2 separate regions of the Homo sapiens genome follow, and region 1 is linked to region 2. A link is a contact called in ENCODE Hi-C data. All regions are on one chromosome and are shown on one strand. Each heading gives the region's core, a stretch centred on a gene start or an enhancer-like site at or near the end of the contact. The rest is flanking DNA. Distances are from core to core; before and after follow the strand shown.

The links. A loop is a pair of places that touch in the nucleus more often than their neighbours do. Pooled maps may share reads with other maps.
Region 1: a map with no recorded cell type shows a loop between it and region 2 (7-fold over the local background). The contact joins two enhancer-like sites. A Hi-C loop is called at or near these places in 1 of 168 maps with a recorded cell type or tissue (CD4-positive, alpha-beta memory T cell), 4 of 37 single-sample maps with no recorded cell type and 14 of 50 pooled maps.

What each region holds. Positions count from the first base shown.
Region 1 is chr5:131,411,259-131,417,543 of GRCh38, forward strand. It overlaps LOC105379173 (a long non-coding RNA gene), which reads right to left. Exons shown (of 3, transcript XR_007058929.1): 2 at 3,813-5,919. Among named protein-coding and RNA genes, the nearest start is that of CDC42SE2, 150 kb to the left of the region's middle. Within about 2 kb of position 2,878, at least 3 of the 41 ENCODE cell types and tissues checked have a DNase peak (open chromatin) inside an H3K27ac peak, as active enhancers do.
Region 2 is chr5:131,065,230-131,072,008 of GRCh38, forward strand. LOC105379172 (a long non-coding RNA gene) reads left to right here. Exons shown (of 5, transcript XR_007058928.1): 5 at 3,032-3,321. Among named protein-coding and RNA genes, the nearest start is that of HINT1, 97 kb to the right of the region's middle. Within about 2 kb of position 3,847, at least 6 of the 41 ENCODE cell types and tissues checked have a DNase peak (open chromatin) inside an H3K27ac peak, as active enhancers do.

The sequences.
Region 1 (6,285 bases), core at 1,628-4,127, 350 kb after region 2:
GGCACATGCCTGTGGTCCCAGCTACTCGGGGGACTGAGGTGGGAGGATCACTTGAGCCCAGGAGGTGGAGGTTGCAGTGAGCCAAGACCACGCCACTGCATTCCATCCTGGGTGACAGAGACCCTGCCTCAAAAAAAAAAAAAAAAAAAAAATTGAGTGGCACATATACACAATGGAATACTATTCAGCTATAAAAAAGAATGTGATCCTGCGTGTCATTTGCAACAACATGGTTGGAACTGGAGATCATTACGTTAAGTGAAATAAGTCAGGCACAGAAAGACAAACATCACACGTTCTCACGTGTGTGATCTAAAAATCAAAACAATTGAATTCATGGACATAGAGAGTAGAAGGGTGGTTACCAGAGGTACAAAAACATAGTTAGAATGAGTAAGACTTACTATTTGACAGCACAATAGGGTAACTACAGTCAGTAATATACATTTTTAAATAAAAGTGTGTAATTGGATTGCTTGTAATATAAAAGATAAACGTTTGAGGGAATGGATGCCCCATTCTCCCTCTGATTATTTCATGTTGCATGCCTGTATCAAAACATCTCATGTACCCCATAAATATATATACCTATGTACCCACAAAAGTTAAAAATTAAAAAAATTGGCTGGGTGCAGTGGCTCACACCTGTAATCCCAGCACTTTGGGAGGCCCAGGTGGGCAGATCACCTGAGGTCAGGAGCTCGAGACCAGCCTGGCCAACATGGTGAAACCCCGTCTCTACTAAAAATACAAAAATTAGCTGGGCATGGTGGCACATGCCTGTAATTCCAGCTACTCAGGGAGGCTGAGGCAGAAGAATCAGTTGAATGTGGGAGGCGGAGGTTGCAATGAGCTGAGATCGTGCCACCGCACTCCAGCCTGGGTGACAGAACGAGATTCCATCTCAAAAAAAAAAAATTAAAAATTAAAACAATTGGCTGGGCATGGTGGCTCACGCCTGTAATCCCAGCACTTTGGGAGGCCGAGGTGGGCGGATCACCTGAGGTTGGGAGTTCAAGACTAGCCTGGCCAACATGGAGAAACCCTGTCTCTACTAAAAATACAAAAATCAGCCGAGCATGGTGGTGCATGCCTGTAATCCCAGCTACTCGGGAGGCTCAGGAGAATCACTTGAAACCAGGAGGCGGAGGTTGCAGTGAGCCAAGATCACACCACTGCACTCCAGCCTGGGCAACAAGAGCGAAACTCCGTCTCAAAAAAAAAAAAAAAAAAAAAAAAGAAAAAGAAAAAAAATTAAAACAATTGTAAAAAGGTTCATCCATTTTGCAGCATGTCAGAATTTCTTTCCTTTTCAAGGTTAATAATGTTTCATTCATTGTATGCATCCAGCATTTTATCCATTCATCCACTGATGGGCACTTGGGTTGCTTCCACCTTAGCCATTGCTGATAATATTGCTATGAACAAGGGTGTACAAATATCTCTTTGAGACCCTACTCTCAATTCTTTTGCACATATATACATATATATATATACACATATATGTATATATACACACACACATATATATACACATATATGTATATATACACACACACACATATATATGTACCCAGAAGTGGAACTGCTGGATCATATGGTAATTCCATGTTTAATATTTTGAGGAACTTACATATTATTTTCCAAAGCAGTTGCATTACTTACATTCCCATCAAGAGTGTACATGACTTCTAATATCTCTACATGCTCTCTAACAATTGTTATTTTCAATTTTTTTGACAGTAACCATCCTCATGGGTGTGAGGTGGTATTTTGTTGTGATTTTGACTTGTGGATTAGTGACACTGAACCACTTTTCATGTGCTTGTTGGCCAACTGTTATCTTCTTTGGAGAAATATCTATTCAAATCTTTTACCTTTTTTTTAAAGACAGGGTATCATTCTGTCACCCAGGCTGGAGTGCAGTGGCAAAATCAGGGCTCACTGCAGCCTCATCTCTTGGGCTGAAGCGATCCTCCCACCTCAGCCTCCTGAGTAGCTGGGATTACAGGTATCTGCCACCACGCCTGGCTAATCTTTAAATTTTTTGTGGAGACAGGGTCTCACCATGATGCCCAGGCTGGTCGTGAACTCTTGGGCTCAAGTAATCTTCCTGCCTTAGCCTACCAAAGTGCTGGGATTCTAGTGTGAGCCACAGTGCTCGGCCATTTTTGCTGCCCCCAACCCCTTTTTGGCAGAGTCTCCCTCTGTCACCCAGGCTGAAGTGCAGTGGTGTGATTACGGCTCACTGCAGCCTCAACCTCCCAGGATCAAGTGACGCTCCTGAATGGCCTCCAAAGTAGCTGAGACTGCAGGCACGCGCCTCCATGCCCGGCTAATTTTTAAAATGTTCTGTAGAGATGGGGTCTCTCTATGTTGCCCAGGCTAGTCTCAAACTCCTGAACTCAAGATATCCTCCTGCCTTGGCCTCCCAAAGTATTGGGATTACAGGCATTGCTCGACCTTCTGCCCATTTTAAATTGGGTTTTCTGTTGTTGACAGAGAGATTTTATTTGATAATAATTTAAATAATATTACTTTTAATATTGATAATTTAAAGAAATATTTTTGAAATATGTATTTTAAATGTTATATAAAATGCATTTCAAGTATTCCAGTGTAAAATATACACTGTGCTCTCCCAATCAGAATGGAATGGACTTTATTTGAACCCCTACAGATAACAATATTGTCATTAAAAATTAGGAAACTGAAATTTAGAAAGGATGAGCACCTTATCCAACAGGACACTGAATTTTTCAGTACTACCTTCAGAGATCACTGAACTGTAGCCTGTTTTTGTCTAGGCTTAACTAGGGAAGAAGCCACTTTCGATCTCACGCAAATGGTTAACAGAATCTATTTCCTGTGGCTGGGGAGCTGAGGGCTCTGGCTTCTTGCTGACTATTGGCTGCAGTCCTCCCTTAGCTCCTAGAGGCCTCCTGCAGTTCATGTCCCCATGTGCCTCCTCAACATGTGCACTTCATTAAGCCAAGGAGAGCCTAGAGCTAGTTTGCTAGCAAGATGGAGTCTTATACAGTGTAACATAATCGTGCAGCTACATTACACCACCTTTGCCATTTTCTATTGCTGTGAAGCAACTCACAGGTCTCAATCATAACCAAGGGGATGATACAGTAGAAAATGGCAAAGGGCATGACTACTAGGACACCAGGGTGGCAGACTGTATTTTTCAAAAACAGCCACAGCAATATTCTCTGACATGGTCTTCTAGAACCTTGTTACTTTTTATCAACAATTTCCTCTGCTTCCCTGTCACTGAACCTGGGTGACACACTGTGATACAGCTTGCCTGGCTCTCTCTTTTGCGATACTTGCCCTTGAAACTCAACCTCCATGATCTGAGGCAGGCCAAAACAGCCCATATGGAGAGATCACATGGAGAGGTTCACGTGGTCAGGAATAGAGGCCTCAAACAACAGCCAGCATTAACTCTCAGCTATGAGCTTTCAAATAATTCCTGTCCTGAGCCTGAATCTTTCAGCTAAGGCCTTAATCACTGTGGAGCACAGAAAAGCCAGCTTTTCTAAACCCTGTGCAAATTCCTGAACAATAAACAAGCATAATAAATGGTTGTTTCATGCCACTAAATTTTGGGTTGATTTGTTACACAGCCATAGTAATTGGGACATGTTAATAGAATAAAGGAGCAAGAACCCACAATTATTTCAATACATGCAGAAAAAGCATTTGATAGAGTCTGACATTTATTAATAATTAAAAAGTTCCAGCAAATTATAAATCGAAGGGAACTTTCTTAATCTGACAAAGAGTTAATACATAAAACTTACTGCACACAGTGTATTTATTGTTGACAGTTTTTCTCTATCATCACTTCTATTCATTATATTGGAAGTTCTGGGTAACTGAAAAAATAAAAGGCATAAGAATTAGAAAGGAAGAAATAGAACTGCCTTTAGCTGCAGATTACATGTCTATATAGAAAATCTGAGATTATTATTATTATTAGGATTCAGTGAGTTTGGTAAGACTGTTGGACACTGGAACAACATTAAAAAATCAATTTTATTTCTATTTGACAAAAAATAATCAAAGTCTGGGCACAGTGGCTCGTAAGTGTAATCCCAACACTTTGGAAAGCCAAGGCAGGAGAATCACTTGAGCCTAGGAGTTCAAGACCAGCTTGGGCAAAATTAGTAGACCCCGTCTCTACAAAAACATTAAAAAATTAGCTGGGTCCATGTGGTGTGCACTTGTAGTCCCTTCTACCTTGGAGGAGGTCGAGGCTATAGTCAGCTGTGATTGCACCACTGCACTCCAGCCTGGGCAACAGAGCAAGAAACCATCTCTTAAAAGAGAGAATAATTAACAACTGAAAATTTAGAAGCTACTATTTATAATAGCATCAAACATACTGCTTAAAAATAAATCTTACATAAAAAGTATGAAACTCTTAAACCAAAACAATAAAACAGAGCAATAGAAAATCTAAGTGGAGAAATATACTACATTCATAGATCAGAAGACTAAATTTCAAGATGTTACTCTCCTTCAAAATGATATATAGATTCAAGAAAATCACAATGAAAATTGCAATTGTATGCATATGTGTAAGTGTACTTGTGTGTAAGTTGGTAAGCTGGTTCTAAAATTTTTTGGAAATACAATGATACAAGACATCAAAAAAGGAGAACAGGGTTAGAGAACTTTCTCATTAAGATATTGATATGTGTAATACTAGAGTAATTAAGAGTGTGGTATTGGAAAATGGAGAAATAAACAGGCTAATGAAACAGAATACAGACCCCAGAAATAAACTCAAGTATACTGGACACTCAAGTATATATGGACACTTGATTTACAGCAAAGATGGCAGTGAAGTGCACTAGACAAAATGTCTTTTCAATAAATGGTGCAGGAACAATCTGTAGGTAGAGGAATGAAACCTGACTCCTACCTCATACTACACATAAACATCTATTCCAGATCTGTTTTAGAGCTAAATTTAAAAGGCAAAACATTTAAAATGTAACACAGAATATAATCATGAACTTAGAGTAAGGACTTCTTAAGCAGAACACAAAGGCTGGGTGCAGTGGCTCACGCCTGTAATTCCAACACTTTGGGAGGCTGAGGTGGGTGGATTACTTGAGGTCAGGAGTTTGAGACTAGCCTGGCCAACATGGTGAAACCCTGTCTCTACTAAAAATACAAAAATTAGACGGGAGTGGTGGTGGACATCTATAAATCCAGCTACTCGGGAAGCTGAGGCAGGAGAATCACTTGAACCCAGGAGGCAGAGGCTGCAGTGAGCTGAGATGGCGCCACTGCACTCTAGCCTAGGCTACAGAACAAGGCTCCATTTCAAAAAAAAAAAAGTCAGTAGAAAATGATTTAATAAAAACCCTGCAACACAAAAAGCACTAACTATAAAGGAAAAGAATAATACATTTCTCTAGTTTAAAGTTAAGAACTTCTCAAGAGACACCATTAAGTGTATGACAAAGCAAGTCAGAGAGGGACAAGCTATTTGCCACAGGTATAGCTGACAAAGGAGTCAGATCCAGAATATATAAAGAACACCTCGAAATCGATTTAGAAAAGAATACTTACAAAGGCATTTCATAAAAGAGGAAATGGCCTATAGTAATATGAAAAAGGTGCTCAACCCCACTAATAACTAGGGAAATGCAAACTAAAACCACAATACCATTACATACCAACCAAAATGGCCAAAGTGAAAGAAGAACGCTGAAAATACCAACTGGTCAGAACAGATGAGAACTTGCCAGGGAGTCTTTGTAATACACAGTTGTTCAATATATATTGTTAGACTTCTGATTTTTTTTTTTTAGTGCATATTTTGTACAGGTATGTTTTTCATTCCCATTCAGAGTTGGACCATTTGTATTTTCTGGTAGGTTTCTCTTGTGGTCCCTGAAAAAATCCAATGCTTACTGAGTATTGCAAATCCTATGCCCACATTTACAAACAATATACATATTAGAGTATTGCTAATACCATACTATCATTCACTGTTATCCAAAGATTATCCAACTAGAACCTAAAATTCTATGACATTTCCTGGTTTGGAAATGCTTCAATTTTGTCAAATATTTCACTATTGGCTGCAGAAACATCTGCAATGACGACTAAGAAATTACCTTGCTCTCTCTTTAAAAGGAGACTTCCAAGAGTCATATTGTAGCGTGGCGCCACCTGGTGGTTCCACTGTATCCAACGTATTTTTTTTCTTCTACCATCTCTTCCCCCTTTCAGCCCTTTTCTTGTTTCTCCTCTTCC
Region 2 (6,779 bases), core at 2,597-5,096:
CAAGTTAGGTTTTCTAGAAGTAGATGCTGAGATAGAGTTTGGGGTATAAGATGTTTAGAAGGGATAAATACCTGTGAAGGAAGGGTTGAGAGACCAAATGAGGCAGAAGTTGAACTGTGATGCAGGCCTGACAAAGGCTTGGTCAACATGGTAAAGATCTCTGGAGCAAATATTACCAGTCAGAATGCAGCACTGATATGGTTCGGATTTGTGGTCCCTGCCCAAATCTCATGTCAAATTGTAATCCCCAGTGTTGGAGGGGCCTGGTGGGAGATCACAGGGGCAGATTTTCCCCTTGCTGTTCTTGTGGTGTTGAGTGAGTTATCACAAGATCTGCTTGTTTAAAAGTGCAAAGTACCCCTGCTTCTCTCTCTTCCTTCTTCTCCAGCCATGTAAGACATGCCTGCTTCCCCTTCCCCTTCTGTCATGATTGTGAGTTTCCTGAGGCCTCCCCAGGCATGCTTCCTGTACAGCTTGCAGAGCTGTGGTCAATTAAACCTTTTTTCTTAAAAATTACTCAGTTTCAGCCATTTCTTTATAGCAGTGCGAGAACAGACTAATACAGAAAATTGTTACTGGGAGTGAGGCATTGCTATAAAGATAACTGAAAATGTGGAAGCAGCTTTGGAACTGGGTAATGGGCAGAGGTTGGAACAGTTTGGAGAGCTCAGAAGAAGACAGGAAGATGAGGGAAAGTTTGGAACTTCCTAGAGACTTGCTAAATTGTTGTGACCAAAAGTGCTGATAGTGATATGGACAATGAAGTCCAGGCTGAGGGGGTCTCAGATGAAGATGAGGAACTTATTGGGAACTGGAGCAAAAGTCACTTTTGTTATGCATTAGCAAAGAGACTGGCAGCATTGTACCCTACCCTAGGGATCCATGGAATATTGAACTTGAGAGTGATGATTGAAGGTATCTGGCAAAAGAAATTTCTAAGCAGCAAAGCATTCAGGAAGTAGCCTGGCTGCTTCTAACAGCATTTGGTCATATGCATGAGCAAAGAGATGATCTGAAACTAGAACTAATATTTAAAAGAAAAACATAGCATAAAAGTTTAGAAAATTTGCAGCCTGACCATGTGGTAGAAAAGAAAAACCCACCTTCTGGAGAAAAATTCAAGCCAGCTGCAAAAATTTGCATAAAGAGGAGCTGAATGTTAATAGCCAAGACACTGGGGAAAATGCCTCAAAGGTATTTCAGAGACCTTCCTGGCAGCCCCTACCATCACAGGCCCAGAGGCCTAGGAGGGAAGAATGGTTTTGTGGACTGAGTCCAGGGCCCTGCTGCCCTGAGTTAGGGTCCTAACCTCAGGACACTGCTCCCTGCATCCCAGTTGCTCCAGCTCCAGCTATGGCTAAAAGGGTCCCAAATATGTCTCAGGCCACTGTTCCAGAGGATGCAAACTATCAGCTTTGGCTGCTTCCACATGGTGTTAAACCTGCAGGTGTGCAGAGGGCAAGAGTTGAGGTTTGTGAGCCTCCACCTAGATTTCAGAGGATGTATGGAAATGCATGTCCAGGCAGAAGTCTGCTGCAGGAGCAAAGCTCTCATGGAGAACCTCTACTAGGGCAATGTGCAGGGGAAATGTGTGGTTGGAGACCCCACTCAGAGTCCCCACTGGAGCACTGCCTAGTGGAACTGCAAGAAGAGGGTCACCGTCCTCCAGACCCCAGAATTGTAGATCCGTGAGAAGCTTTCTCTGTGCACCTGGAAAAGCTACAGGGACTCAACACCAGCCATGATTGTGAGTTTCCTGGGGCTTCCCAAGCCATGCTTCCTTTATAGTCTGTGAAGCTGTGAGTCAATTAAACCCCTTTTCTTATAAGTAAACTGGTTTCTGGTATTTCTTTACAGCAGTATGAAAACAAACTAATACAGGGACCTCCCCCATTAGGGTGAAATGGCCAGGACTTTATTCCCCCACCTCAGTCAGTCACCAGACACAGGCTGGCTTGGAAAAGATATGACCTTCGACAATGCAGTTCACTGCAGCTCAAGCAAATCCCAAAGAAGCTGACAGCTGGAGGTTTCTGTTGACTGCACTCCACCAGCTAGAAAGCAAATCCTTCCTGAAAGGTAGATTTTGGCAATGTATATCCATGTCCACCACCACAAGTATTAATTTTTTAAATTTTATTAAAAAATGAAAAGCCTGAGACAAATACTAAACTACACTGGATGCAAGACAGCATATTGAAATTGTGAATCTTCCAGAAAAACTTGGACATGTGGTCACCATAGTTCTAAATAAACCAATTTCTGGTTCTAGGTCCTCTACCCTGTCCCTCACCATGCAGAAGAAGCTGGACTTATGCAAACATGCTTTATATCCTTTCCAGCCTTGCCAGATATATGGGAGGACACCTGACCCAAAAGAATGTTAAACCAAAAATTGCCAACAAAATACAATGTGTCCTGGGAGTCCTGGGACAAGAATTGAGATCAGCTCATCAATTTCTCTTCCTCAGGAATTTTAACCAAGGAAATAACAAAGGAAAGGTGAGGTCAACAAAATGAAGCAGAAGTGAGATGATCTAATGTAGAAATTGAGCAAGAAAACCACGACAGACCATGTTCAAACAGAAATTACGAGGGAAACAAAACTATGAGTAAGCAGAAGTTAGGAGGAAGATTTAAAAAATTAGAGCAGAGGATCAAGGAGATATTTCTTATCAAAATAGAAGCAGATGGGCAAAGGCTAAATGAGTCAAATTAAGGGCAGGACACTCCTATTGCTTTGACTGTAGACCCAACTTCCCATTCCTGTTCTTCCAGAGGCCCAGCTGCTTATTTCTAAGTGTGCATGAATCTTTCACCTCCAAGTATATTGATTCCCTCATCAAAAAGGTTACAAACTAGTGCTTCCCAAGCTTCTGTTGCAAAGTAATTCTCTGGCATTTGCATTAAAACCAAAGATCTCTGTTCAACCTCTCCATTTTTATTTAGAATAAATTTATGGTGTCATGAGGAAGTTTCATCTTGCTAATATTGCCAAATTCTATACTCTTATTTCTCATTCCCAAAACAGAAAATAACTCCAACTCTTTCAAAAGAGCTCATTTAGTGGCAATTCTTCCTATTTCATCTGTTACGGCTAGTGAGTTCTGCGCTTACTGAAGCATCTCCTGACCCTAGAGACAATTGCAACCATGGCAAGAATACCAACAATGTTATGCTAGATCCCACGGCAAAAGGGTAACAAAATTGGATTTTATGACTCTTTATCATTGAATCACCCTCAACAACACCAATTCTGGGAAGTTCTGATAATACATTTCTGACTGCCTGACCTCATAATGTACAATAGATTCCCTTTCTAGTAAAAGGACCCAGCACCAGATTTCCCTATTTGAATTATATTTCTACACTGTCCTTACAAAAATATCATTCTCGGCCGGGCGCGGTGGCTCACATCTGTAATCCCAGCACTTTGGGAGGCCGAGGTGAGCAAATCATGAGGTCAGGAGATCGAGACTATCCTGGCTAACATGGTGAAATCCCGTCTTTACTAAAAATACAAAAAAAATTAGCCAGGCGTGGTGGTGGGCGTGACTCGGGAGGCTGAGACAGGAGAATGGCGTGAACCCAGGAGGCAGAGCTTGCAGTGAGCCGAGATCGCGCCACTGCACTCCAGCCTGGGCAACTGAGCAAGACTCCATCTCAAAAAAAAAAAAAAAAAAATATATATATATATATATATATATATATTCTCAACTATTTCAGGTCTAAGGAGCCATCTACTGTTTTAAGAACAAACTGCAATTAATGATCATTTCTCAAACCATAAAAGGCCCAATCAACTAAATTACATTCTCTCTCTCTCTGTCTCTCTTTCTCTGTCTTCCCCTTCCTTGGCCCCCTGCCTTGTTGTGGTGGTAGTGGTGATGGTGATAATAATGGCTCTTTGTTCTCAAGAAATTATGCTGTGCCAAATTCAAGACAGTGTTTTTATTGTGGTTGTGTACATACGAAAAATGCCTTATAGTTGTTTATTGAATTTTGAATTTTTTATACACAAGAGTCATTCCCTGTTGGAAATGAGAAGCAAGTTTTCTCTTTGTTGCTTTTAACTGAAGAATATATTATAAGCTCTTTCTCTAGATACATTCTGAAACTGTAAAAAACACTTTCAAAATAAAGGTCAGCCATGTCGTCTGTGCAATGTTAATTGCTAAGTGCTGAACTAGCACTGTAGTCAGTCTTTGAAGTGGAGCCTGGCTGGGTTGACAGCCTAGGGTGGCTGCCCCATGCTTTCAGAGCAACACAGGATGTTGCTTGGTCTCTTCAGAAAGAGGCTGCCAGGAAATGAAGTTTCACATGAGAAACTTGCTGCTCTAATGCATTTCAGGCTATTCTTTTCCATTTGAAAGCCTAGGTGCAATGAGTGAAGAAATCTTTTCTTAAAAACTCCAAATAGGTCTTGAAGTACATGCATGTTCACTGAGGTAGTGATTTCCTCTCCTTCTAGTATCTTGTGCCCATATACAAGAAAAAGAATATGTGTAGTTAGTAAATTTTTAAAAATCATCTCATGTTTATTCCTGATGGAAGATTGAAAAAGCTAAGGAAAGAAGAGATGCCTTGGGCTCATGTTAAATGCACTCTGGAAGAACAAAATGTAAAACCACTGATTTTCAATTAAAAGATAATGATTCCAGTGGGTGGTTGCAGTTAAGATGAAGTAAGATGCACCCTGCCTCATTCAATGAAGCAACTAAAAACCCTGCACAGAAGGCAGGGAGCAGTTATCTAGGGACTCTAAAAAGTAAATAATAGCAGACTGGTTTGAGAGACAAAACAGAACTCAATGTAAGATCAATCCACTGGTGAGTTTTGTCCTCCTCTCCCGCTATTTTCTGGCCTTAGATTCAAAAGCATCCCAAAACCCAGAACTCCACAGTAGGTGCAAATAGAAAGAGCTGCAAGAGAAGTCCTCTCATTCTGGTCCAAAAAGCAGAAAAGGGAGCCTTTAAGGATCAGAGTGAAGAAAATCCCTTGGGGTGTTCTTTTCTGTTCTCTCTTATTGCTGCCCCCAGGCAATCCCCTGGAGCAACAGACATAGAGGCAGTGGCAGCTGTGCAAGCACCTGAAACTCTAAGGGAAGAGAGCTCTTCTCTCTGGCCAGGACTTGGGTCCCAAAAGCATGGGGGAAATATATGTTGCTTTTTTTTTTTCCCCCATCTTCCCATGCCTTGGCTGTGGAAGCAGAGACAGTCACAAGAAGTGAACATAGGAGCAGAAAAACTACATAATTTTCCCAGCCACAACCCTACACTACTTACGCCTGTAATTTCAGGACTTTGGGAGGCCAAGGCTGGTGGATCACCTGAGGTCAATAGTTGGAGACCAGCCTGGCCAACATGGTGAAACCCCGTCTCTACTAAAAATACAAAAATTGGTCAGGTGTGGTGGCGTGCACCTGTAATCCCAGCTACTTGGGGAGGTTAAGGCAAGAGAATCACTTGAATCCAGGAAGTGGAGGTTGCAGTGAGCCGAGATCACGCCACTACACTCCAGCCTGGGCAACAGAGTGAGACGCGAAAGAAAGAGAGAGAACAGATTATTGGCGAACATGTATGCAACTCCGCCATGTAACTATGTTAACTAATTTTAATGTACTTGATTTAACAGTTTCTAGGGGGAGTGATTATAGATTTGTCCTCTGAGTAATTCTTCTATATTTTTGCCTTATGTATTTTTTTTTTTTTTTTTTGAGACAGAATCTCGCTTTGTCGCCCAGGCTGGAGTGCAGTGGCGCAATCTCAGCTCACTGCAAGCTCCGCCTCCCGGGTTCATGCCGTTCTCCTGCCTCAGCCTCCCGAGTAGCTGGGACTACAGGCGCCCGCCACTACGCCCGGCTAATTTTTTTTTTGTATTTTTAGTACAGATGGCGTTTCACCGTGTTAGCCAGGATGGTCTCGATCTCCTGACCTCGTGATCCACCCGCCTTGGCCTCCCAAAGTGCTGGGATTACAGGCGTGAGCCACCGCGCCTGGCCTGCCTTATGTATGTTAAGATTATATTTCTAGGCACATATAGGTTGTGTAATTGCTACATCATCCAGGTAAAATATTATTTTTTCATTATATTTTGACCCTTTTTACCTCTGCAAAGTTTGCTCCAGTTTGGATATTTGAAAGGACTCACCAGACTTCCCAGAATACAGATGGCTCCTGACTTACAATGGTTCAACTTAATATTTTTTTTTACTTTATGGATGGTGTGAAAGTGATACACTTTCAGTAGAAACTGTACTTTGAGTACCCATACTGTTTCTTACTTTAAATACAGTATTTAATAAGTTACATGAGATTTTTAACACTTTCTTACAAAAAGGCTTCATATTAGATTATTTTGCCCAACTGTAGGTGTTAGTAAGTTTCTTTCTTTCAATACAGTATTCTGTTTCTTACTTTCAATACAGTGTTTAATGTTACATGAGATTTTTAACACTTTCTTATAAAATAGGCTTCATATTAGATTATTTTGCCCAACTGTAGGCATTAGTAAGTGTTCTGAGTACATTTAAGGTAGGCTAGACTAAGCTATGATGTTTGGTAGGTTAGGTATAGTAAATGCATTTTCAACATAGAATATTTTAAACTTAAAATAGGTTTATTGGGACATAACCCTATCATAAATTGAGGAGCATCTATATATGCCTGTAGGCCTTTTAAAGACAAAGAACACAGTGTAGCAAGAGAAAGTGATTGCAGGCAAGCTCCTCAGGGCCCAACTTTAACCACCAAGATGTGTGCAAGGAATTTTAGTTTCAG